Linked DNA regions of Mus musculus: region 2 is linked to region 1. A link is a loop called in an ENCODE intact Hi-C map of the cell type or tissue named here. Cell type or tissue: left cerebral cortex. All regions are shown on one strand. Links, peaks and the distances in the headings refer to the core of each region. The heading gives the core; the rest is flanking DNA. Region 1 has its middle 140 kb from the start of Hira. Region 2 has its middle 66 kb from the start of Gm35545.

Region 1 (13,096 bases), core at 6,964-9,463:
ATTCTTCCCTGAGTTTCGGAGAACAATGGTGATACAGATGTAATAGGTGGAAGCACGGTGGTCTGATGTCCTGCATAATATTCTTAGGATGCTAGAGATCCCCATGGCTCTGAGCAGGGGCAAATGTTTTGTAGATGTCAGACTGCTAAATGGTTTTAAAACTTTAGAGAAGCATGATCTAGTAATTTCAAAGTTGATCTGTAAGGGCAATCCAATGTCAGTACTAGGACCCACAAATGAGGTGGAGCTTAGGGGTCTTGACTCCATCTTGTCCATAATGGTAAGCAGCATAAATACCTGTAAGATAGGACCAAAAGTGCTTATCTGTGGTTGTAACTGTGTGTCTCTAAGTATAAGACAGCTCAGGGTCCTCTAGTCTGTGTGAATGGCATAAATACAATCTCCATTATCCACATATCTCTATTATGTATTTGTCATTGGTTTTTCCTTGTTTTTTTATTGAAAATAGATTCTTTTCTCATATGTTATATACCAACTGTATTTTCTATTACCTCTGCTCTTCCCAGATCCTCCTCCTCTCACTCCCAATCCACTCCCTTTCTGTCTCTCATAAGAAAAGGACAGGGTTTTAGATATAACAACCAAACATGACAAAATAAAATATAATAAGATAAAGCAAAACCATTATATTGAAGTTGGACATGGAAACCCCACAGGAAGAAAAGAGTTCCAAGAGCAGGCACAAGAGTCAAAGACCTACTTGTTCTCATACTCAGGAATCACATAAATATACTAAGCTGTAAGTTATCATATATAGGCAAAAGAACTTGTTTAGACCCATGGTGACCCTCTGCTTGCTGCTTCAGTCTCTATGCCTTACTTAGTTCATCCAGAGGACCTTGTTTTTATGTCCTCCATCTCCTATGGCTCTTACATTCTTTCAGCTTCTACTCCAGCAGGGTTCCCTGAATAGTGAGGAGAACTAATTGATGGAGACATCCCATTTAGACTTTCTCTCCCTGTAAAGTCTGATTATGGGTTTCTCCATCTGTTCCCATCTGCTGATGGAGGAAACCTCTCTGATGCAGACTGAATAAGGCACTGACCCATGAATATATTCAAATATCAGTAGGAGTCATTTTATGATACTTATTTTTTAGATAAGTAGTGTTTGATATTACCCTACATATCTGGGATGTCTAGGTTCTTAGTTACCCTAGCAATGTTATGTGTGGGTATTATCTCACAGAGTGATCCTTAAGTCAAGTCAAATCAGATATTGATTGGCTACTCCCACAAGTTCTGTGCCACCACTGCTCTATTATATCTTACAGTCAAGATACATTGTAAGTCAAAGGGTTTTTGTTTTTTTTTTTTTTTTTGGACTGGTTTGGCATTTATCTTTCTCTTTTAGTACCCTGTAGAGTACCTTCCCACAGCATAAAGACTAGAACATAGGGATGAAGGTTCCATATGGATATCAGCACAACTTCTCCATGTTCAGTGAGTTGTGTTGCTATTTTCTTTTGGCAAGGAGTGGCACTATCAGCCCATTATCTTAGCAACAGCCTAGTTTAGTTTGGAGGACTTGTGACTTCAATAGGACCTCCTTGGTCAACAACGCAATTGAATATAACTCAATCCAGCTACTGGAAGCCTCATTTGATGAAAAGAACTGGCCAGTTGTGACTCCATATCTTCCAATATAAGAAGATCTCAGTACAATCACATTCATATATTTTAGGTTTCTACTACAGTAGGTTTCAATCATTCCTCAAATGCCCCCTCAAACCCAGCTGTATTGCCCTGACATTATCTCCCATCAAAATTCCAACACAATCCTTCCCTGACCTTAAAAGGACAGTTTTCAACATATAGGAAAAAAATAAAGGATAGTTAAAACAATGATGAACAATGAAAAAATTACTGGAAGTCTTACCATTTGGTGGGGATGATATTGAATCTGTAGAATGATTTTGGTAAGATGGCCATTTTTACAATGTCAATCCTATTGATCCATGAGCATGGGAAAACTTTCTTAAATCTGTAACTATCTGTTAGATCGCTATGTTTATTATGTCTGTTAGCTCCAGTATTTCTGAGAGTGTGGTATTGAAGTCTCCCCCTATCAGTATGTGAGAGTCAATATGTAACTTAAACTATAGTAGTCTTTCCTTTACAAAGGAAGGTGTCTTTCTATTTGGGGCATAAATGTTAAGAATTGAAATGTCAGGGTTCAAGCAACCGGCACAGGCTTTAGGCTATTTGAAGGGTTTCACCCAAATATGGATATCAGAACAAATCTCACAATTTATATCAACAACATGCATGACAAAATTACAAAATAAGAAGTGAATAGATACCTATATGTCCTGCTTTCTAAGTTTGGACATATGGTATATTGTACCTTTAAAGACCATGAAGATGAGGGAATAGGAGTTTGTTATATTAAGGGACTGGACATGTCCACAAATGCTTTGAGACAGTTCTAAGTGTTTCAGTTTTACAGTAAACCAATGAGAATTCAGTATACAAAAACATATTCTGATATGTGTGGCACTTTTACTGACAAGGAAAAAAGAAAGCTAAAACCATGCAACAGGCTGCAGCAGCTGTAAATAAAAAGGCTGTTCAGAGACCATCAAATTCAGCTAATACCCAAGGAAATGCAGCACCAAATCCTCTGGTCCCTGATTACCTGAAACTAAATCCTATTTCTTAACAAGTTACCAGAAGAGATGAGTGAGATAACGTTATCTGTGCCATTAAACCAGTTCCCTGGTTTTAAGGAATTTAGCATGGTAGCAAGGAGATATAACATTGCATTTGTAGAATTTGAAAATGATGGGCAGGCTGGAGCTGCCAGAGATGCTCTTTAAGGATTTAAGATCATGCGATCCCATGCCATGAAGATTACCTATGCCAAGAAATAGCATGTGGAAGGCCAGTTTTAAAAGACTTTGGTATTATTTATATGCTTTTTTTATCATGTTTTAGTCAAGTCATTTTAAATGATTGAAAGTGAAGGTGAAGTTTGCAGTAGACAGTCACCTAATTTTTTTTAGTTTGGCTAACTAAACCCTTAACATTGTATAATAAACTTATCTGTTAAAAAAAAAAAAGAACTTAAATGTCATGTTGGTGGCTTTTTCCTTTGATTAGTACATAATGTCCTTCACTATCTCTTTTGGTTTGTATGGGTTTGAATTGAATATTGTTATATATTAAAATGGCTCTATCAGCATACTTCTTAGATACATTTTCTTGGAATATCTTTACCCAACACTTTACCCTAAACTCTATCCTTTATGTTGTGGTGTATTTCTTGGATGCAGCAGAAGGAAGGATCCATGCATTTTGTTAGTCAGTGTGTTTTGATTGGAGAATCCAGACTATTGATATTGAGAGATAGCAATAATCAATAATTACTGATTCCTGTTATTTTGGCCATGGTGCAGGTTGTGGTGTAGTGGTGGTAGTGGTAGTAGTAGTAGTAGTAGTAGTAGTAGTAGTAGTAGTAGTGTGTACATGTTTCCCTTCTGGTTTTGTTGGTATAAAATTATTGAATGCCTGTGTTTTTATAAATGCAGTTAATGTTCTTAGGTTTCTCATGTAACACTTTCTTTTTCTTTTATTTTTTTTTGGGGGGGAGGGGTTCTAAACAGGGTTTCTCTGTGCAGTCTTGTCTGTCCTGGACCTCACTCTGTAGACCAGGCCGGCCTCGAACTCAGAAATCCACCTGCCTCTGCCTCCCAAGTGCTGGGATTAAAGGCATGCGCCACCACTGCCTGGCATACAACACTTTCTAAAGGGCTAAATTTGTAGATAGGTATTCTTTAAATTTGGCTTTACCATGAAATATCTTATTATATCTCTCTATACTGACTGAAATTTTTACTGGATATAGTAGTTTGGGCTGGAATCTGTGGTCTCTTAGAGTATACAGAACATCTGTCTAGGACCTCTAGCTTCTTTTAGAGTCTCCATTGAGAAATCATGTGTAATTCTAATAGGTCTGCTTTAATGTGTTCCGTAATCTTTTTTTCCTTTCAGCTTTTAAAATTCTTTCTTTGTGGTGCAGTGGAACATTAGTTGGAATATGCCCAAGAGAGGTTTAGCTGGGTCTTCAGGTAAAACTATTACCAATTTTCTAAGAACCCACCAGATTGATTTCCAGAGTGATTGTACAAGTTTGCAAACCTACCAGCAATGGAGGAGTGTCCCCCTTTCTCCACATCCTCATAAGCATGTGCTGGTTTTTATTTTAACCATTCTGATTGGTGTAAAGTGGAATGTCAAGGGCATTTTGATCACATTTCCCTGATGACTAAGGATGGTGAACATTTCTTTAAGTGATTCTTGCCATTTGAGATTCCTCTGTTGTAAATTTTCTATTTAACTTTCTACCCCATTTTTAATTGGGCTATTTAGTTTGTTGGAGTTTAAATTCTTGAGTTCTTTATATATTTTGGATATTAGTCCTCTGTCAATGTAGGGTTAGTGAAGATCGTGTCCCTATCTGTAGGCTGCCATTTTAACCTGTTGACAATGTGATTTTCCTTACAGAAGCTTTTCAGTTTCATGAGGTCCCATTTACCAATTGGTGCTCTTAGAACCTGAGTCACTTGGCATTCTGTCCAGGAAATTGTCTGAAGGGCAGTTCTGATGCTACAGTCCTGTTCTCCAATTGGTTCTTAATTTGTCAGTAAAGAAAGCTGTGGACCAATTGCTGGGTAGAAAGTACAGGCAGGACTTCTGGGTCCCAGGAGGAAAAGACAGATGAAAGGAAGGAGAGATGAACAGAGCAACCATGTAAGGTCTCAGGGGGGAGCAGGAGTCTATGGCCACAACTATAGGCAGGTGGCTAGGGATGTTTGACAGGACTAGGTGGGACTAGCCAGTGAAGTTTAGGACAAGTGGAGATATGGAGATAATAAATTGGTAAGGGCACACTTTTCCAGGCAGGAGATATCAGTGCCCACAAATTGTGCCAAGAAGGCAAGTTATAAAGAAAAAACTGTATGTGTGTGTTTGTCTGAGGATTCAAGGGAAGCCAGGTGGGGGCTGGTAGCACAGCCCACCTCCAGGAGCAAAAGGTAGTAGCATGATACTACACTCAACATTGTCCCTTGTACCAATGCATTCTAGCATACTTCCCACTTTCTCTTCTATTAGATTTAGTGTATCCAGTATTATGTTGAGATCCTTGACCCACATGGACTTGAGTTTGTACAGGGAGATAAATATGATTCTATTTGCATTCTTCTACATGCAGCTATACCACAAAGACATGTGCTCCAGTATGCTCATAGCAGCTTTATTCATAATATCCAGAAACTGGAAACTACCCAGATGTTCTTCAACAGAAGAATGTATATAGAAAATGTGGTACATTTACACAATGGAATACTATTCAACTATTAAAAACAAGAACATCATAAATTTTACAGGCAAGTGGATGGAACTAGAAAATGTCATCCTGAGTTAAGTAACCCAAACCCAGACCCAAAAGGACATGCATGGTATGTATATACTGGTAAGTGGATATTAGCCATAAAGTACAGGATACTCACACTATACTCCACTCACCCATAGAAGTTAAGTGTGAAGGAAGGGTCATACAAGGATACTTGAATCTCAATTAGAAGGGGTAATAAAATAGTCATAGGAGGCAGAAAGAAGGAGGTAACTGCGTTGGAGAGGGGATGGGAGAGAATTGGGGTGTCAGGGACAGGTATGGGGAAAGACAGGAGAACAGAAAAAATGAATTGAAATCTGCAGCTGCCAAAGGTGGAGGAATGGAGAGCATCTCTAGGAAGTTCCAGAGAACTGGGATGGGGGAGGCTCCCAGGAGTCAATGTGGATGATCTTAGCTGAGATACCTAACAGTGGGGACATGGAACATGAAAAGGCTACCTCCTGTCGTCAGGCAGGACCCACAGTGGAGGTATAAAGACACCAAACCACCCATGAAACTTTTGACCCAAAATTTGTCCTGTCTAAAAGAAATAATGGGACAAAGTTGGATTAGAGACTGGTCCAAATTGAGACCATATCATGGGCAAACACCAGTCCCTGACACTGTTAATGATATTCTGTTATGCTTGTAGACAGGAGATTAGCATAACTATCCACTGATAGGTTCTACCCAACACCTGACTGAAACAGATACAGATACCCACAGCCAACATTGGATGGAACTGAAGGACTCTCATGGAAGAGTTGAAGGAAGAATTGAAGGCTCTTAAGGAGTTAGAACCCCACAGAAAGACCAATAGAGAAAAAAACCTGGACCCCTGGGAACTCTCACAGAGATGGAGCCACCAAGCAAAAAGGATAAAGGCCAGACTGAGGCCCCGGGCACATTTGTAGCAGATGTGCAGCTCAGTCTCCAAGTGGATCTCCCAGTAACTGGAGCTGGGGATGTCCCTAAAGCTGAAGCCTGACCATGGAATCCATTTCCCAACAGAACTACCTTGTCTGGCCTCAGTGGGAGAGGATGCACCTAATCCTCTAGGTATTTGATGTGTCAGGGTAAGGGGATACCTAGTGGGTCCCATCATGTCAGAGAAGAAGGAGATGAAAAATAGGGGAGATACTCTGTAAGGAGGGCCAGGAGGAGACAACATTTGGGGTATAAATTCATTCATTCATTCATTCATTCATTCATTCATTCATTGTTCTGTATGTTTAGATTTTTTATTATTATTTAGTGGGAGAATTTTATTTTATGGCCTGATCTATTTGCTGTTCTATATGCCTCTTGTACATTTATAGGCATCTATTCCTTATGATTTTAAAAAGCATGCTTGCTCCTAGCCTGGTCTCCTTTCCCAATGCCATGGCCCCTCACAACTTAGCTCCAAGATCACACCACCACTGGCTCCACTTCCATCTGGCCCATTTCTCCAGCTGGTTCTGCTAGGCCTCCCAACAACCATGAATGCCTGGAGGTACCACTCTCATTCCACTGACCAACCACCCCAGCAGCCCACTTTCTCTTGCCCACCTGAGTAACTGCAGATGGAAAACGCTAGACAGCCTTATTATTTTTAAGCCAGCCAGATAACACAGCCACTGGATTGTCCTATTGTCCTAAACTTATCAGCTATCTTATATCAGAATACTTGCAGTGGCAGAGGCCACAACCAATTCTAATAGCTCCCAGGCCTATATGGTATCCATGCTCCTCTCTCCCAGATAACACCACTGGTTCTAACAGTCCCCAGGGTTCATGTTCCTCTCTCTCTCCCAAGCCTGGCCAAAAAGCCCCTTTCTCTATCTTGTCTACTCTTCCTTCTGGGATCCAGAAATTCCACCTCTATATCTTCACCCAGCGATTGGCTTCTGCCATCTTCATTAACCCAATCAAGAAACAATTACAGAAACTCCCCCTATAGACATCTTTTAATTTAGATCAGAAAAAAATTTGTTTCTATGGTTTTTATATATATATATTTGCTGGGCCTTTGACTTAAGATTCTTCTTCCCCTATTGCTTTTATTCTTAAGTTTTGTCTTTCCATAGTGCCTCAGTCTTCATGGATGTTTTGTTTTAGGAGTTTTTAGATTTATGATTTTTTTGACCGATGTATCTGTTCCTTCTATTGTATCTTCAATGCCTGAGATTCTTCCATGTCTTGTATTCTGGATTGTGTGCTTGTGTGTGTGTTTGTGTGTGTGTGTGTGTGTGTGTGTGTGTGTGTGTGTGTGTGTGCTATGTTTTTAGGCTTTCTTAAAGGTATGTATTAATTTTCTCTTTAAGTACCTCTATCATCTTCATACACTTGGTTTTAAGGTATTTTTCTTTTATTTCATCTATGTTGAAATATTAAAGGTCCTCTCTGGTAGGATGGATGGGCTCTGTTTCCTTGTCTTGATCTGCTGGTATGGTCCCAATGAATGTGTGCTGGGGATGAGATAATAGGATGGTGTAAACTTGAGGAAGGTTGGGAGAGATTTGTATGATATTTTGGGGATAGTGTTAGAGAAGAAAGGGAGACAGCAGCAGTTCCCTGTGCAAAGCTGGATTTAAGGTTGAAGGCATTTGTCATTGAATTTTAATTCAGGGCTACTGAGGTTGTATTCTTAGCGATAGTAACTAATATTAAAATTAGAAACACATCTCATGGAAACACCATTTAATTGCTGCCTACCTTAAGCACTAGGTAACAAATTATTGCATTGATATCTGTGCAGACTGATTTTAAAGCAAGGTTGAGTTAGGAAAGACTCAAACATATACAAGAGTGAGACCATGAAGCTGAGTGGGAGGTGTTCTTCTTCCTACATTTTATGCTGTATTTTAAAACAACCTTTCACCACTTTTTGCAATCAAAACCACATTAAGCTATCTCTATTTTATCTTTTAATTTTTGAGATTTTTATTCATTTTTATTTATTTTTTATACAATATCATTTGATTAAATTCTCTCCTACTCCAACTTCTCCCGGAACTTCCCCACCTCCTTACCTACCCAAATTTTGTTTTCTCCTGTCTCTCACCTCTCCAAAAAACACAAAACACAAAAATGAAAATCAAAACAAGTGAAAAACCAGCAAAACAAAAATACCAAAAATCAAACAAACTAAAACAAAAATTGTTCCCTAAGACACTTACACAATATTATGGAGTTCATTTTGGGTTGGCCTACTACTTCTAACCATGGTTCCTACCTTTAAGTGTGGTTGATATCCAATGACTCTCAATTATAGAAAATAGGTTTTCTCTTTGCCAAAAGCTATCATCGAACTCCTCCCTCAAGGCTCAGGGATCTATGTGGAAGAAAGGGCAGAAAGACTGTGTAAGACAGATGAATTGAAGGAAACAGTATCTTCCAGACACTACAAGACTGATTCACATTCACAGATGAACCCCAGAAATTGTGGTAATGTGAACAGGACTTGTACAGGTTTAAGCCAGATAGGTCCCTCACACTGAAAAAGGGACGTAGATAATAAATCATCCTACTAACCAAGAAATGAAATACAATTGATAGCTAATATCAAAGGCATATTTTATTTATTTATATTTTATGTGTAGGAATATTTGCCTGCATGCATGTCTGTGTATTATGTGCATACACTGCCAATGGAGGCCAGAATGGGATAACAGTTCCATGGAAATAGGATTTACAGAATTGTAAGCCATCATTTGAATGCTGAAAATCAACTGCAGGTTATAAATGCTAAACTTTCTCTCTAACTCCATCTATGCTTTTTAACCAAAATAAACAAAGTGTTTTGCTTTGACAGGTGTCCCCAGAAAACCTCTTGCACTAAGCCTCTGACTGGTATCACTGGTGCTCTGTTCCTGAGAACAAACACTCATATCCTAATGGACACCAGAGTTGAGAACTGTATGCTGGCACTTCTTGTGGCACTGACAGTGAGCAATACAACCATATAAATGAATGTCAAGGACACAAAATACAGAAAGAACCAAACCACAGTAAATATGACCAGCCTAATCTAACCTCCATCAATATCAGAACCTAGCCAGGCCAAAAAAAGAAAAAGTTCTGTTAGGAGAAAACAGAATAAACACCTTCACCTGGGCATGGAGTATGGAGACGTTGGAGGCAACTAACTTCTTTCTGGGAAGGCTGTAGTGATAGAAGAGTTCCATCTCTTAAGGTTACTGATACCCTTCCTAAAAGATTTCCACCAGGACCTTTGGCCATCAGCATGTTTCATTACTATGTAATAACATTCATTACCTTTGTTTCAGCAATATTTTCATTTTGTTTGTTTTTTGTTAGTATGCACTTATGAATTACATATTTTTCATTTCTTGGGAGAATGAGCCAAGACTGTTTTGGTTCTGGCTCTTTTTTTCTCCCAGCATTTTTTTCATTAAATCCTTTTCTAATAGCAATTGTCTTTAAAGCAAAGGTTGGAGGTTTTCCACCATCATTCTACACCATGCAAATATGGTCCCTGCTAGGAAGTGCTGATCCAGAGAACAGTAACTATCAGAAATATGCCATTCCAATTTAACTACTTGATTCTAGGAGGGAAGAATATCCCAGGGGGCCAGAAGTCTGTACACTGCTATGTCCTAAATAGAGTGCATTTGCATGAGGTTTGAAGATCAGTCTCCAAAATGAACGTGTTAGGTTAGAGCACAGTGGTTCTTCTTCCTGTGAAGATACCTAATTCTCCCCACAAAACACAGTCTCGAAAAGGGCAGTTCCCTTTTAATATTTTATATTTCCCCAGGTTTGAGTTTCTGAATCAGTTCTCTAAATTATGGACTTCAGTGCACCCTAGAATAGGTGCACTGAATATTATATATTTTATATTTCCCCAGGTTTGAGTTTCTGAATCAGTTCTCTAAATTATGGACTTCAGTGCACCCTAGAATAGGGTAAAGAGATTTGACTTCTTTGTGACCAAGGCCTTGAATCCATCATTTCTTCACTAAAGTGCACCATTACCCCACCTAAACCTTACCTAAGTCTGAGTTTGGATGTCACTGTCACCATTACCATGCCATATACAAGTGTGCAGAGAGGACAAACACAGATGCAAGAGATGGATCCAATATTCAAACAAGGCCATTCTGGGATCTCATCATCAGGGTTTTTTTTATAGTTTAAACCCCATTCCTAGAGGAGTCCGCTAATGAGCTCCAAGATCTTGGCAATGCCTACATTTCACCCGAGAAAACCCCACTGCTTCTTTGTGCAAACATGTTTTAAGCATTTTGTAGATATGGTAGGCAGTGACACCACTATTTTACAGTAGAGATAAATCTTATATGTTAAAGAATTAGCCTATGTCATATCCAAAACAAAATTAGAGCTGAAATTTGAACTTAAATATTAATTTTATTGTCTTTATAAAGAGTTCCCAGTTTTCTGTTCTCATGATTACGATATTAAACAGACACCCTAGAGTCAGTTATTAATTTATTCACTCATTCAATTATCCACATAGTTATGAACTCTAAAAACTACTTGTTCATCCAAGCATTTCTTGTTCAACCATCTAGTCATTCAGCCATCTAGCCCTCTATTCATAAACCCATCCTTTTATCCATCTGTGAATCTATCATCCATTTTTCATACAGCCTTTCCCTTATCACTCAACTATTCATCCAACCATTCATCTCTTCATCTGTCCACACAGATGCATTTGTAATGCATTTGTAAATCGTCAACTTTTCCATTCATTCTTCCACCCATCCATTAATCAATTGCCCACTTATACATTCATTCACCCACCACTCTTTTCCTTCCTACTTTCATCTTCTTTTTTTCCCATTCTTTGAACTACTTATTGAGAGCCATTGAGTGCTTCTCAGTGTGAAATGAAATATTTAGAGACCTGAAACATTCCAAATCTTTTTGGATCAAAAGCTTTACTTAGGTCAATGTGGCCGTTGGAAGAGGAATGTGGGGATGAAGGTGGCAGGGTGGTTCAGAACAGCAGTGGTTCAGCTTCTCTTAGTTTAGTTTTAGACTATAATATTACACTCACAGAACTGGATAAAGAAGTGGGAAGTGAACAAAAAATAATGGTGGCTATCTTCATGATGCTTAGAGAACAGATACCAAATGAAGACATAGGTGAAAGTCTCCTAAAATTTCTTAGACCATGCAAACTGTAGGTAAACAAAGACAATGGATAATTTTCCACATCTCTCTGATAATCAATCAAGCCAATGAATGTTGATTTAAGGATTAAGACTTAGATGGATGGTTTTCTGTCTTGTTTTCAATGTAACACCAAATACAGAGTTCTTCTAGTAAATATGTGAACAGACAGGAAATACATGTTTGTCTAGTGTTAACTGACCTAGAGCAAAAAGACTAAAAGATATAAAATTTCTTTCCCATAGTTTGCCAAAAATATGATGTTATATTTTAATGTAGATAAAAATTAAAAACCAATATAACCTAAATTTCTGCTCCACAGATATCCACAGTGGTTAGCCATAGATGCAGACAATAAGTATAGGCACAGACAAAGGCATACATACACACCTCATATCCATATTCATGAAATTATGTATATGTATACGTATTTATGTGAGACAGATATTGATATATAGTTGATCTTGAATCTGTATGTTTGGATCACCCTCCTGTCTCAGCCTCTCAAGTCCTGGAATTATATTAATAAACCCATGTACCTAGCTCACATCTCACCTTTCAACCTCTTCAAAGTAACACAGTATCCATGCTTTTACAGATGCATTGTCAGCTTTTCTCAAAAAGAGAATAATGATTATTAAATAACCCCATGCTTTTGTTTTATAATTAAACATATTCTTTGAAAAGCTAGAAAACATGTAGAAACAAACTTCAGGGCTGGAGAGATGGCTCAGTAGATAAGAGGATGGGCTGCTCTTTCAGGAGACCTGGATTCAATTCACAGTACCTACATAATAACTCACAAATATAGCTCCAGTTCAGGTGATCCAATGCCTTCTTCTGGACTCTTTGGGCAACACACATGCATATGATACAGACATACTTGTTAACAAAACATCTGTATACATAAAGTTAATTTTTTAATAAAAAATCTAGTTTATCCTAGAAAACACCCTGAAAGTGTGTTGGTGTGGCTCTTTCTAGACTATTCTCTGTAAGAAATAATGTCATTAAACAAAGATGAGATATTGTCCTTCTCACATGCCCATGGGTCCCTCTTCACTGCTGTAGACATCCATCCAGCTCCTTCTCCAAGGCAACTTAGACCCTGTGAAAGTGTATATAATTTTCTTCTTAAAAGTGTACCCTGAGTGGCCAGTGAGATGGCTCAGCAGACTAAACATTCCTTTTAATCCACTTCCTGAGACTCAATGATGAAATAAACTCTAACAAGTCGGTCTTTGGCCCCCACATGATTACTGTGACATACAAGTGGCCCCCAATTTTTCAAACACAAACGCACACACACGAAACAAAATAATAAAAATTTAAAAAGTAAACTCTAGCTTTGAGTCTCCATGTCACTTAGGCCATGTGACATCACCATGATGAAGTCCTGAAAGCAGAATTTCTGGTCATGAGGAGGAAGTCCCAATCTGTGGACACAGGAGATAAAGTTATGAAGGACTGAAATCATGTGTCATTTTCATAGAATTTCAAGTAACTGGGGTTTTTGTGCTTGTTCACTCAGTTATT
Region 2 (13,096 bases), core at 5,835-8,334, 140 kb before region 1:
GAACCTGAGCCATTTGGTGTTCTGTCCAGGAAATTGTCTGAAGGGTGGTTCTGATGCTATGGCCCTGTTCTCCAAATGGTTCTTAATTTGTCAGTAAAGAAAACTGTGGACAAATTGCTGGGTGGAAGGTACAGGTAGGAATTCTGGGTAACAGGAGAAAAAGGGAGATGAAAGGAAGGAGAGATGAACACAGCAACCATGTGAGGTCTCAGGGGGAGCAAGAGTCTATGGCTACGTCTAAAGGCAGGTGGCTAGGGATTTTTCACTGGGCTAAGTGGGACTAGCCAGTGAAGTTTAGTGCAAGTGGAGATATGGAGATAATAAATTGGTAATGGCACACTTTTACAGGCAGGAGATATCAGTCCCACACATTGTGCCAAGAAGGCAAGCTGTAAAGAAACAAACTGTGTGTATGTCTTGTCTGAGAATTCAAGGGAAGCCAGGTGGGGCTTGGTAGCTCAGCCCACCTCCAGGAGCAAAAGGTGCTAGCATGATACTACACTCAACATTGTCTCTTGTACCAATGCATTCGAGCATACTTCCCACTTCCCACTTTCTCTTCTATTAGATTTAGTGTATCCAGTATTATGTTGAGATCCTTGATCCATTTGGACTTCAGTTTGTACAGGGTGATAAATATGGTTCTATTTGAATTCTTCTACATTAAGCTATACCACAAAGACATGTGCTCCAGTATGCTCATAGCAGCTTTATTCATAATATCCAGAAGCTGGAAACTACCCAGATGTTCTTCAACAGAAGAATGCATATAGAAAATGTGGTGCATTTACACAATGGAATACTATTCAACTACTAAAAACAAGAACATCATAAATTTTACAGGCAAGTGGATGGAGCTAGAAAATATCATCCTGAGTTAGGTAACCCAAAACCAGACCCCAAAGGGCATGCATGGTATGTATATACTGGTAAGTGGATATTAGCCATAAAGTACAGAATACTCACACTATACTCCACACACCCATAGAAGTTAAACATGAAGGAATGCTCATACAAGGATACTTAGAAGGTGGAATAATATAGTCATAGGAGGTAGAAAGAGGGAGGTAACTGGGTTGGAGAGGGGATGGGGAGAATTGGGGTGTCAGGATCAGGTATGGGGAGAGACAGGAGACCAGGCCAGAGGGCAAGAATAATTAATGGAAATCTGCAACTGCCAAGGGTCAGGGAATGGAGGGCATATCTAGGAAGTTCCAGAGACCTGGGATGTGGAAAGCTCCCAGGAGTCAATGTGCCTTGATCTTAGCTGAAATACCTAACAGTGGAGACATAGAACATGAACAGGCTACCTCCTGTCATCAGACAGGACCAGCAGTGGTGATATAAAGACACCAAACCACCCATGAAACTTTTGACCCAAATTTGTCCTCTAAAAGAAATGCCAGGACAAAGATGGATTAGAGACTGAAGAAATGACCAACCAATAACTGGTCCAAGTTGAAACCATTTCATGGGCAAGCACCAGTCACTGACACTGTTAATAGTATTCTGTTATGTTTGTAGACAGGAGATTAGCATAACTATCCACTGCTAGGTTCTAACCAACACCTGACTGAAACAGATACAGATACTCACAGCCAACATTGGATGGAACTGAGGGACTCTCATGGAAGAGTTGAAGGAAGAATTGAAGGCTCTTAAAGAGTTAGAACCCCACAGAAAGACCAATAGAGAAAAAAAGCATGGACCCCTGGGAACTCTCGAAGATATGGAGTCACCAAGCAAAAAGAATAAAGGTCGGACTGAGGCCCCGGGCATATTTGTAGCAAATGTGCAGCTCAGTCTTCATGTGGATCTCCCAGTTACTGGATCCTGGGATGTCCTTAAAGCTGTAGCCTAACTGTGGAATCCATTTCCCAACAGAACTGCTTTGTCTGGCTTCAGTGGGAGAGGATGCACCTAATCCTGCAGATACTTGATGTACCAGGGTAGAGGGATACCCAGTGGGTCACACCATGTCAGAGAAGAAGGAGATGGGGAATGGGGAAGAAACCATAAGGAGGGCTGGGAGGGGACAGCATTTGAGATATAAATAAATAAATAAATAAATAAATAAATAAATTCATTGTTCTGTATGTTTAGAATTTTGATTATTATTTAGTTGGAGAATTTTATTTTATGGCCTGATCTACTTGCTGTTCTTTATGCTTCTTGTACATTTATAGGCATCTATTCCATGTGATTTTAAAAAGCACACTTCCTCCTAGCCTGGTCTTCTTACCCAGTACCACAGCACCTCACAACTTAGCTCCAAGATCAAACCACCACTGGCTCCACTTCCACCCGGCCCATTCCTCAAGCTGGTTCTACTAGGCTGCCCAACAACTATCCCTCCTGAGAATGCCTGGAGCTACCACTCTCATTCCACTGACCAACCACCCCAACAGCCCACTTTCTCTTGCCCTTCTGAGTAACTGCAGATGGAAAACATTAGAAAGCCTTATTATTTTTAAGCCAGCCAGATAACACAACCACTGGGTGCCGAATCTATTGTCCTAAACTAACCAGCTATCTTATATCAGAATACTTCTGGTAGCAGAGGCCACAACTGGCATTAATAGCTCCTGGGCCTACATGGTATTCATGCTCTCTCCCAAATAATACCACTGGTTCTAACAAGCCCCAGGATCCATGTTCCTTTTTCCCAAGCCTGGCCAGAAAGCCCCTTTCTGTATATTGTCTCCTCTTCCTTCTGGGATTCAGAAATTTCACCTCTATATCTTCACCCAACGATTGGCTTCTGCCGTCCTCATTGACCCAATCAAGAAATGACTAGGGAACCTCCCCCCATAGACATCTTTTATTTTATACCAGAAAATTTTTATTTCTGTTTTTTTTAAATATTTACTAGACCTTTGAATTAAGATTCTTCTTCCACTATTGCTTTTATTCTTAAATTTTGTCTTTCTATAGTGTCCCAGTCTTCTTAGATGTTGGGTTTTAGGAGCTTCTAGATTTATGATTTTCTTTGACTGATGTATCTGTTTCTTCTGTTGTATCTTCAATGCCTGAGATTCTTCCATGTTTTGTATTCTAGGTTGTGTGCTTGGGGGGGGGGTCTGGTGCTGTGTTTTTAGGCTTTCTTAAAGGTATGTATTAATTTCCTCTTCAAGTACCTCTATCATCTTCATACACATGGTTTTAAGATATTTTTCTTGTATTTCAGCTATGCTGAAATATTAAAGGCCCTCTCTGGAAGGATGGATGGGCTCTGTTTCCTTGTCTTAATCTGCTGGTATGGTCCCAATGAATGTGTGCTGGTGTTAGGGGGCCAAGATAATGGGATGAGGTAAATTTGAGGAAGGTTGGGAGAGATTTGTGTGACATTTTGGAGTCAGAGAGCAAAGGGAGACAGCAGCAGTTCCCTGTGCAAAGCTGGATTTAAGGCTGATGCCATTTGTTCTTGAATTTTAATTCAGGGTTACTGAGGTCTTGGTTGTATTCTTAGCAATGCTAACTAATATTAAAATTGGAAACACATCACATGGAAACACCATTTAATTGCTGCCTACCTTAAGCACTAGGTAACAGATTATTACATTGATATCTGTGCAGTCTGATTTTAAAGCAAGGTTGAGTCAAGAAAGACTCAAACATGTACAAGAGTGAGACCATGAAGCTGAGTGGGAGGTGTTCTTCTTCCTATGTTTTATGCTTTATTTAAAAACAACCTTTCACCACCTTTTATGATAAAAAATACATTAAGCTATGTCTATTTTATCTTTTAATTTTTGAGATTTTATTTATTTTATTTAACTTTTTATACAATATCTCTGATTATATTCTCTCCTACTCCAACTTCTCCCAGAACTTTCCCACCTCCCACCCAAATTTTGTTTTTTCCTATCTCTTCCCTCTCAAAAAAAAAAAAAACATAAAAATCAAAATCAAAACAAGTGAAAAATCAGCAAAACAAAAAGTACCAAAAATGAAACAAAAATTGCTCCCAAAGACACTTAAGCAGTATCATGGAGTTCATTTTGTGTTGGTCTAATCATGGTGCCTACCCTTGAGTGTGTTTGATATGCAATGACTCTCAATTGTAGAAAATAGGTTTTCTCTTTGCCAAAGGCTATCATCAAACTCCTCCCTCAAGGCTCAGGAATCTATGTGGAATAAGGGTCAGAAAGATTGTATGAGACAGATGAATTGAAGGAAACTGTCTTCCAGATACTACAGGACTGATTCACATATTAACTCACAGAAACTGTGATTGTATGTATAGGACCTGCACAGATTCATGCCAGATAGGTCTCCCACACTGAGAAAAAGAAGTGGATAAGAAAGCATCCTGCTAACCAAGAAGTAATCTGCAATTGATAGCTAATATCAAAGGCATATTTTATGTATTTATATTTTATGTGTGTGAATATTTGCCTGTATGTATGTTTCTGTATTATGTGCATGCACTGCCAATAGATGGCAGAATGGGATATCAGTTACCTGGAAATGGGATGTATAGAGTTGTGAGCCATTATTTGAATGTTGGGAATCAATTGCAGGTGATAAATGCTAAGCTGTCTCTCTAATTCCATCTCTGCTTTTTAACCAAAGTAAAAAAAAAAAAAGTGTTTTGTTTTGACAGGTGTCCCCAGAGAAACTCTTGCACTAAGCCTCTGACTGGTATCCCTAGGGTTCTGTTCCTGAGCACAAAAACTCATATCTAATGGACAACAGAGTGGAGAACTGTATGCTGGCACTTCTTGTGGCATTGACAGTGAGCAATACAACCATATAAATTAATGTCAAGGACACAAAATACAGAAAGAACCAAATCACAGTACTGTTTGTTTAATGTTAACTGATCTGGAGCAAAAAGACTAAAAGGCATAAAACTACCTTTTCATAGTTTGCCAAAAATATGATCTTATATTTTTTATGTAGATAAAAATTGAAAACCAATATCACCTAAATTTCTGCCCCACAGGCATCCACATTAGTTAGCCATAGATGCAAACCATAAGTATAGGCACAGACAAAGGCATACAAAGACATCTCATATCCTTATTCATGTAATTATGTATGTATGTATGTATATATATATATATATATATGTGTGTGTGTGTGTGTGTGTGTGTGTGTGTGTGTAACAGATATTGTAATATAGTTCATCTTGAATCTGTATTTTTGGATCACCCTCCTGTCTCAGCTTCTCAAGTCCTGGAATTATATTAATAAACCCATGTACCTAGCTCACAGCTCACCTTTTAACCTCTTGAAAGTAACACAGTATCCATGCTTTTACATATGCATTGGCAGCTTTTCTCAAAAAGAGAATAATGATTATTAAATCACCCCATGCTTTTGTTTTATAATTATAAAACATGTTCTTTGAAAAACTAGAAAACATGTAGAAACAAATTTCTGGGCTGGAGAGATGGCTCAGTAGATAAGAGGATGGGCTGCTCTCTCAGGAGACTTGGATTCAATTCACACTATCCACGTAATAAGTCACAAATATAGCTCCAGTTCAGGTGATCCAATGCCTTCTTCTGGACTCTTTGGGCAACACACATGCATATGATAGAGACATACTTGTTAACAAAACATCCATATACATAAAATTCATTTTTTTAATAAAAAAAATCTGGTTTTTCCTATAAAGCACCCTGAAAGTGTGTTGGTGTGGCTCTTTCTAGATTATTCTCTGTAAGAAATAATGTCATTAAATAAAGATGAGACATTATCCTTTTCATGTGCCCATGGGACCCTCTTCACTGCTGTAGACATTCATCTAGTCCCTTCTCCAAGGCAACTTAGCCCCTGTGAAAGTGTATATAATTTTCTTGTTAAAAGTGTACCCTAAGGGGCCAGTGAGATGGCTCAGCAGAGTAAACATTCCTTTTAATCCACTTTCTGAGACTCAATGATGAAATAAACTCTAACAAGTTGGTCTTTGGCCCCCACATGATTACTGTGACATACAAGTGGCCCCTACCATTTTTCACAAACACACACACACACCAAAAAAAAATAACAAAACATGATTACTGTGACAAACAAGTGGCCCCCAATTTTTTTCACACACACCAAAGAAAATAATAAAACTCTAGCTTTGAGTCTCCATGTCACTTAGGCCACGTGATATCTCTGTGATGAAGTCATGAAAGCAGAATATCTGGGTTATGAGGAGGAAGTCCCAATCTGTGGGCACAGGAGACAAAGTTATGAAGGACTGAAATCGTGTGTCATTTTCACAGAATTTCAAGAAACAGGGATTTTTTTTGTGCTTGTTCACTCAGTTATCCATTTATTTCCAAGTTAGGAAATTGAGACAGAACTCAATAGTTCTGATCCAGTCAACTCCTCTCTGGTACCCTACTAACATGCAAAGTGAAAAGTGGTTGGTCCTAAAACTTCATTTGCCCTAGACTTCCAGGATTTTAATATTAAAGGCTGAGCTTGGAATGTGAGGACATAGGCAGGTGGATGGCAGCATCAGGCCTTAGGACTATTGCTTGGATTTTGAAGGGATGTAATGTTGACTTGATAGTCCTACCTATGAGAGACACATTCAACTACAATCAAAATGGCCTTTTCCTTCTCAAGGCCCACATCTGGTTCTGTTTGTCATGCTTTGCTTACCATCAGCTTGGTTTCACTTCTGTTTATTTCTCTCTTTTTGTGACCTTGAGTTTTTGTTTAAGTCAACACAGAACTAACTTTAGCTTGGGGATTTCCAAAGTGGCCAACAGAAATCAGGTTGAGCAAACCTGGAAAAAGCAAATAGGTCCACCCCTACACACACACACACACACACACACACACACACACACACACACACACCTTGTCCTATCTCTCATTTTGTCCTCTACATTTGAGGCATTTCTGTCTTACCAGGCCTGAATCCGACATCCACAATGCACCCTACCCTAGAACAATTCTATGATTTCCAAGATATATGAGATCTGGGGATTTACTGATATCCTCATTGGGAAAACTTGAAGGTGATCCTCAAAGAAGGAATGTTAATACTTGAAGATCATTTAAAAAAGTTAGAGAACAGGTCTAGTCAGGGTCCTAAGTGATGATAGTAGTGACTAGGGTTAGTAAGAGGACCCATATATCAAAAACAATGTAGGTAACATCTCTTTCAACCTCCAAATCCATCCTCTGGGACTTATTCTTAATGAAAACATTGTACAAAAAGGCAACAGATTTACCAAGGAAAGTGAGTAGCTTAGTTGGGGTCAAGAGCTGATGAACTTTGGAGCAGTATATATTACTGGATGTCCACCAACATTTTCTACAGAAATAACAGTCCTCTGGACTATCCTGAACTCTCTGCAGCTGACCTTCCACACATTTAACAATTTATTTGTTTACCACAAGCCATACTACCTGTAGCTTAGACCCTATCAACATCTGATCTTGTAACTATTTAATTTCTACACCCTTGAAATGAGGTAAAGCTCTTCATGGTATTTTCATGGTAGATGGAAATAACTTCCATGCAAGTATGTCCATTGTCCAGAAGAGGGTAACACTCTACACTAAACACCTTGTGTGACCACAGGCATATATCTTATGTTCCTGGATGTTTGCCTGACTCATCAGATATAAGGGCCTGGTTTAGAAGTCAAAATACTTGGGAGTTAATTTTGTCTTACTTTTGGGGATTTTGCTGCAATGGGATGATGGTCCTGATGTTGGCCTTAGAAAATTTCTAAGTGTCCATTTTGGTCATTAGTGACCCTGTGATTTTACACACTAAAAAGACAAAAAAAGATGCTAGTGGCATCTCGTTTCATGCTGGGGCTTTTCAAATTTGTAAATCTGGCCAGAAATAGTCTTTTGTACTTGTTCATCTGGCCTTGAGCCCCCTGAGCCCTGCTATCAGCAGCCTTCTGGGTTGTGTGCTTTGTGACCCATCAGTTCTTGCCCTGGGCTAAAAATCACATACAAGAACTAAAACTGTTTTTTCCCCTTTTTAGTTTAAGTTCTATCAGCATCCAAGTCTCCTATACCAAATACTGCCTTGTGTCTACCCAAAATCATATTCTTCTCATTCCCTCAGGGTAAAAACCAGATAGTACCTCTTTTTACTCTCCTGTTCCATATATTGGTCTCGAGCACCCACTCATAGGGCATAGATCACAGCCTAAGCAGAGAATAAGATTGCATCCCTGGTAGCACGAGAGACAAGAATCCAGGGGATGGAGGTAGAGAAGCCAGGGTGCTTAAGTGGTGCTGAATGCACTATCTATGGCTAAACAGAGGATTCACATAGTAGCTATACCTTAATTCCTTTGGTCATGACCACTGGATCCAGCATGCCCTGATTCTCTTCACTTTTTGATTTTTAAGATTCCAACCCCTGGCCCTTTCTTTAGTGGTAGCAACAACCTTGAACCTCCAGTACACTATGGATATAGGAGATCTCATTGGCAGTGCACACTAGGATTTGCTAACTACACTCCAACATGAACTGGGCTAAGTATATTGGAAAACATATTGAAGACATTGGAAGATAAACATGGCTACATGTAGGACCACATTCCTACAGATTTTTAGGAGTACAGATTAGATAGAAACCACTATTGCTTCTCTTCTAAGTGGTCAGATCGCTTGGGCTGTGACTAGGGATTCTCTGAGTCATGAGTGTGGGGTAACCCCAGCAGAACTATGGCTAGCACCTCCTGTATATGAGACAGAAAAGCCACACATAGGGAAATGAATTGTCTCTGCTGGGGGGGGGTGAGCACAGTTCATCGGAGTTTTATCATTGGAATGTGTTTCTTTCTCCATCTATGATGAGAAAATCCATAAGACTGTCAAACACTTAAGATTGTCAAAGTTATATCAAGATCAAATAAGCAATTTAAACATATCTGTAATACCTATTGAAATACAAGTAGGCATTAAATGTCTCAACACCCCAATAAATATCAAGGTCAGAGGATTTTAATCCAGAATTCAAACCAACTTTCAAAGAATTAACACTAATACTCTTCAAATTATTACACAAAATAAAACCCGAAGAAACAAATCTAAATTCATTAAAAAAAAAAAACTACTGTTACCCTAATACCCAAACCATATAACAAACCAACAAAGAACTACAGACCAATTTCCATTATGTACATAGACGCAAATTTTTTCAGTAAAATACAAACAAATCCAAAAACACATGAAAAATATCATCCATCATGATCGAATAGACTTCATTTCAGAGATGCAGGGATGATCCAACACATATAAATAGGTAAATGCAAGCCATTATATAAACAAATTGAATGACTCAAACCACATGAATATCTCATTAGTTACAGAAAATGCCTTTGACAAAAATCCAACATCACTTCATGATATCAGTCCTGGAGAGATGAAGGATACAAAGGATACACCTCAACATAATAAAGGCAGTTTACAGCAAGCCTATAGCCAATATCAACTTAAATGAAGAGAAAATCAATGCAAAATACACTAAAATCAAGAACAAGGCAAGGTTGCCCACTTTCTCCATACCTACTAAATATAGTACTTGAAGTTTTAGATAAAGCAATAATATGACTGAAGGAAGTCAAGTGGATAGGAAGTCGAAAAGAAGAATTCAAAGGATAATTATTTACAGATGGTATAATAATATACATAGTGACCAGGAAAGTCCAATAGGACACTCCTACAGTTGATAAAAAATTTCAGCAAGGTAGTTGGACACTAAATTAACTCACAAAAATCAGGGACATTTTTTATATACAAATGACTACTGGTCTAAGAAAAAATAAGGGAAGCAAGAGCTTTCATGATAATCTCAAACAATATAAAATATTTTTGGAGAATTTCTAATTAAGCAAATAAAAGACTTATATGACAAAAACTTCTTCAAGTTGAAGAAGGAAATACGGCTGGGAAATTGGAGCAGAGACTGAAGGAAAGTCCATCCAGTGACCTGCCCTACTTGGGATCCATTCCATGCACAGGCACCAAACCCTGACACAATTACTGCTGTCATTTGTGCTTGTAGACAGGAGGCTAGCATGGCTGTCCTCTGAGAGACTCTACCATCAGCTGACTGAGACAAATGCAAATACTTAGATCCAACCATTGGACTGAGGTCAGGAACCCCATGTAAGAGTTAGGGGAAGGATCAAAGGAGCTGAAAGAGATGGCAACTACATAGGAAGATCAACAGTATCAACTAACCTGGACCCTGGTAGCTCCAAGAGACTAAGCCACCAACAAAAGAGCATACATGGGCTAATCTGTGGCCCCCAGCACATATGTAGCAGAGGGCTTCTTTGTCTGGCCTCAGTGGAATAGGCTTGTTGTATATGTTTCTGTGGTTTTGAGAAAGAACTCAATATTGCTTGGGTGGGGATGGAGCAAGGATTTTGAAAGATTTTGGAAAGGGAAATAATGTTATTAAAATATATTCAAATTAAAAATTTTTAAATAATAAATAACGTGGAGAATAATAGAGGAAGATATTTTTGTCATGCTATGGCCCCCACAGGCATATATATTGGCTTATGCAACTCCACCCACAAATGTATGTGCAAATAGAAACACACACACCATACAGTACATACACCTCCATTGTAGTCACAAAGATTTTCATACCTCTTTAATGTCCTTTTCATTTTTTAAACTACCTAATGAGTTAAAGTCATATTTTATTTACCATATATTTTGTGTGTAGATTCATCCACTATGACATAGTCATCTGATAAAAAACAACTCCTCTACAATGGCCATAAATTATAGATAGGTTCTCTGTTAGAGGAGGAGCCTCAGAATCCCTTCCCCAGTCCATGTTTCAAGTATTACCTGTGTAGGTCTTGGCAACCACAGCTGCTGTGAGTTCCTATGTGAACAGTTGTGTTATGTCTACAGGACATCATTTCACAGCAATATGACCTCTGGTTCTAACTTTTTTTTCTGCCTTCTTTTTCATGATATTTCTTGAGACTTGAGAGGCCAGAGTTTGTTATAGATTCCTTTCAGTGGAGAACATTGCAATTCTCATAATATTAACACCAGTCCCGTGTCTTAAAAGTACAGAAATATTTCACAAAGGGAAATATGGCTATCAAATCAAAAATATAATGCACATTTCTTGGCTTCTGCTTCTGGTTCCATTTGACATATGGTTTGTTTCTAAAATAATGACTACAATTGGAATTAGGGGTTTTGAAATCAGATCTGGAAGTAGACACAGAAAAGCCCTGACTGGATCCCAAGAAAATGCATGAGGGCCTTTTACTATGAAGAAGAGACTATCTTTATTGAGGAATACTAAAATCCAAACACAATGAGAAAAACTTAGAGTTAAAATGAGAAGGAAATGGCTTACTTGGAATATGAAAATAAATGCATTGGATCCAGACAAAAGAGATGGAGAAGGCAAATTTCAGAATAGCTATGGTTTGGGGAGTTAAATTTGACTTTGGTGTGAACACACGGATATGATCTGACCCTGCTTTCAGCCTTCACCATGATTTCGATAATGATAGGCACTCTAGCTAATGGCTTCATATAAAATGACATATGCCCCTAGACTCAATTAAGACATCTCTCCATGTCTTCCTGGGAATATCTCTATTATATCTTTTGTTATAGGAAAAATAATTTCATATCTTTTTTTCCTTATTCCCAGACTTTTTATACTATTATAGATTTTCCATTTGGAAATTTTTTCGTACATGGTGGTCAAGAAACACAGGGTATGTAAACCTAAAATTTTTCTTCTCATCTTTTGCACTGACTAAAACACTGTGATGTGAACTGCCTTGCACCATTTGCATGACACATAATACAGTAACAATTCTCAGCTGTATCCCAGAAACAATATGCCTGTATATTCTGAGGACACTTGGAATCCAAGTATTGACAGAAGTCCCCTGAGGAAGCGTGGGAAATTTGTATAGCTGTTCATGAGATTTTAGGGAAATCTCCCTGGGTTCTACTGAAGGCAAAGAAGCAGCGTTCCCATAGTGAAGCCACTGCCCATGCTGCTAATGAGTGTGGCAAATGCTCCAGAAGATAAACAATGAGGGCAGCTGAGTCAGCACAGCTTAGCAGAGGGAGCATGGAAACAATAAGTGTAGTGGAGACCACAGTAGATGTTCCCATGGATTGCTGGTCAGGGTCTGGAACATGGAGTAGGAATGGAGATGAGTTGGTGTACATCCCTACCTGTGACTTGAGGGAAGAGCAGGAAGAAGAATATACACCACAGCATGGGGGACACTGATCCTGACCTTTAGAATGGGGAGGTCCTGCCTAGGTTCTCATTGTATCCCTTCCTCATGCCAGACCCAGAGGCTTTCCTGCAATGTGATTCCATTCATGATTACCTCTGCTCCTCCCCCAGCCTTAGTGCTAATGCTCAACTCACAAACACTTAGGACAATGGAGGTTGACTTATATCCTGGGGACCTGTCAAGAGATAGTTCCTGCTGAGCAAAGAGAAGGTGTGCATCAAGGACCCTTCCAGGCTAGGGAAGTTTCAGCTGCTGATTCCTAATCAGTGAACAGATGGCATCTTTTCTATAGCCAGGTTCCTTTCAGTAAATGATGATTAGTTTACTGTAAACATAGACTGCCTCACAGTGCCCCCTGCTGGTTACAAGGCACTCAGTCAACATGGCCAACAGGCTATGTTCATTATGCGTGCAACTCACCTGATCTCTGCCTCTAATAAAACATCCACAGTCTAATTTCTAAGTTGTGTGATACTTACTGATATGCTATGTATAATTCTCTAACATATCACAACCAAGAGTGCTCTTCCCTGTGAAATCTTAATGCAGTGGATTTCATGTGTGCACCATAGGCAAACATGAGCTGTGAATCCCTTCCACCACATGGTGCTCAGCACTCAGAGCAGTTACACTGTCAGAGGTAGATTAAGGAACAGCCTGGGCTCTGTGCTGTGCATTTGCCCCCTGGCAGGATGCAATTGCTGTAGCACTGTAAAGGTCCAGTGAGCAGCTGTACATGGTGCAAGGAATTTTAACATGTAAGGTTTCTGAAGACTTCTGAGAATGTTCACAGCACCCTCTGGTGGCTCAATTATTCTCAGGGTTGCGGTGTTTCATTCATTTAACTGTCTACTTATGACTGGTGATCA

Evidence for each region. A loop is a pair of places that touch in the nucleus more often than their neighbours do. Peaks named below come from ENCODE experiments on the same cell type or tissue, not always from the same donor. Only the 100,000 strongest peaks of a DNase experiment are listed, where the experiment ranks them.
Region 2: a loop joins it to region 1, with 5 times the contacts of the local background. A loop is called at or near these places in 9 of 42 quality-filtered maps.

The regions. Positions count from the first base shown.
Region 1 is chr16:19,007,853-19,020,948 of GRCm38, reverse strand. It overlaps the pseudogene Gm18747. Among named protein-coding and RNA genes, the nearest start is that of Hira, 140 kb to the right of the region's middle. In left cerebral cortex, for the core only: no CTCF peak of the experiment used is centred there; no DNase peak of the experiment used is centred there.
Region 2 is chr16:19,146,281-19,159,376 of GRCm38, reverse strand. It overlaps Igl. Among named protein-coding and RNA genes, the nearest start is that of Gm35545, 66 kb to the left of the region's middle. In left cerebral cortex, for the core only: no CTCF peak of the experiment used is centred there; no DNase peak of the experiment used is centred there.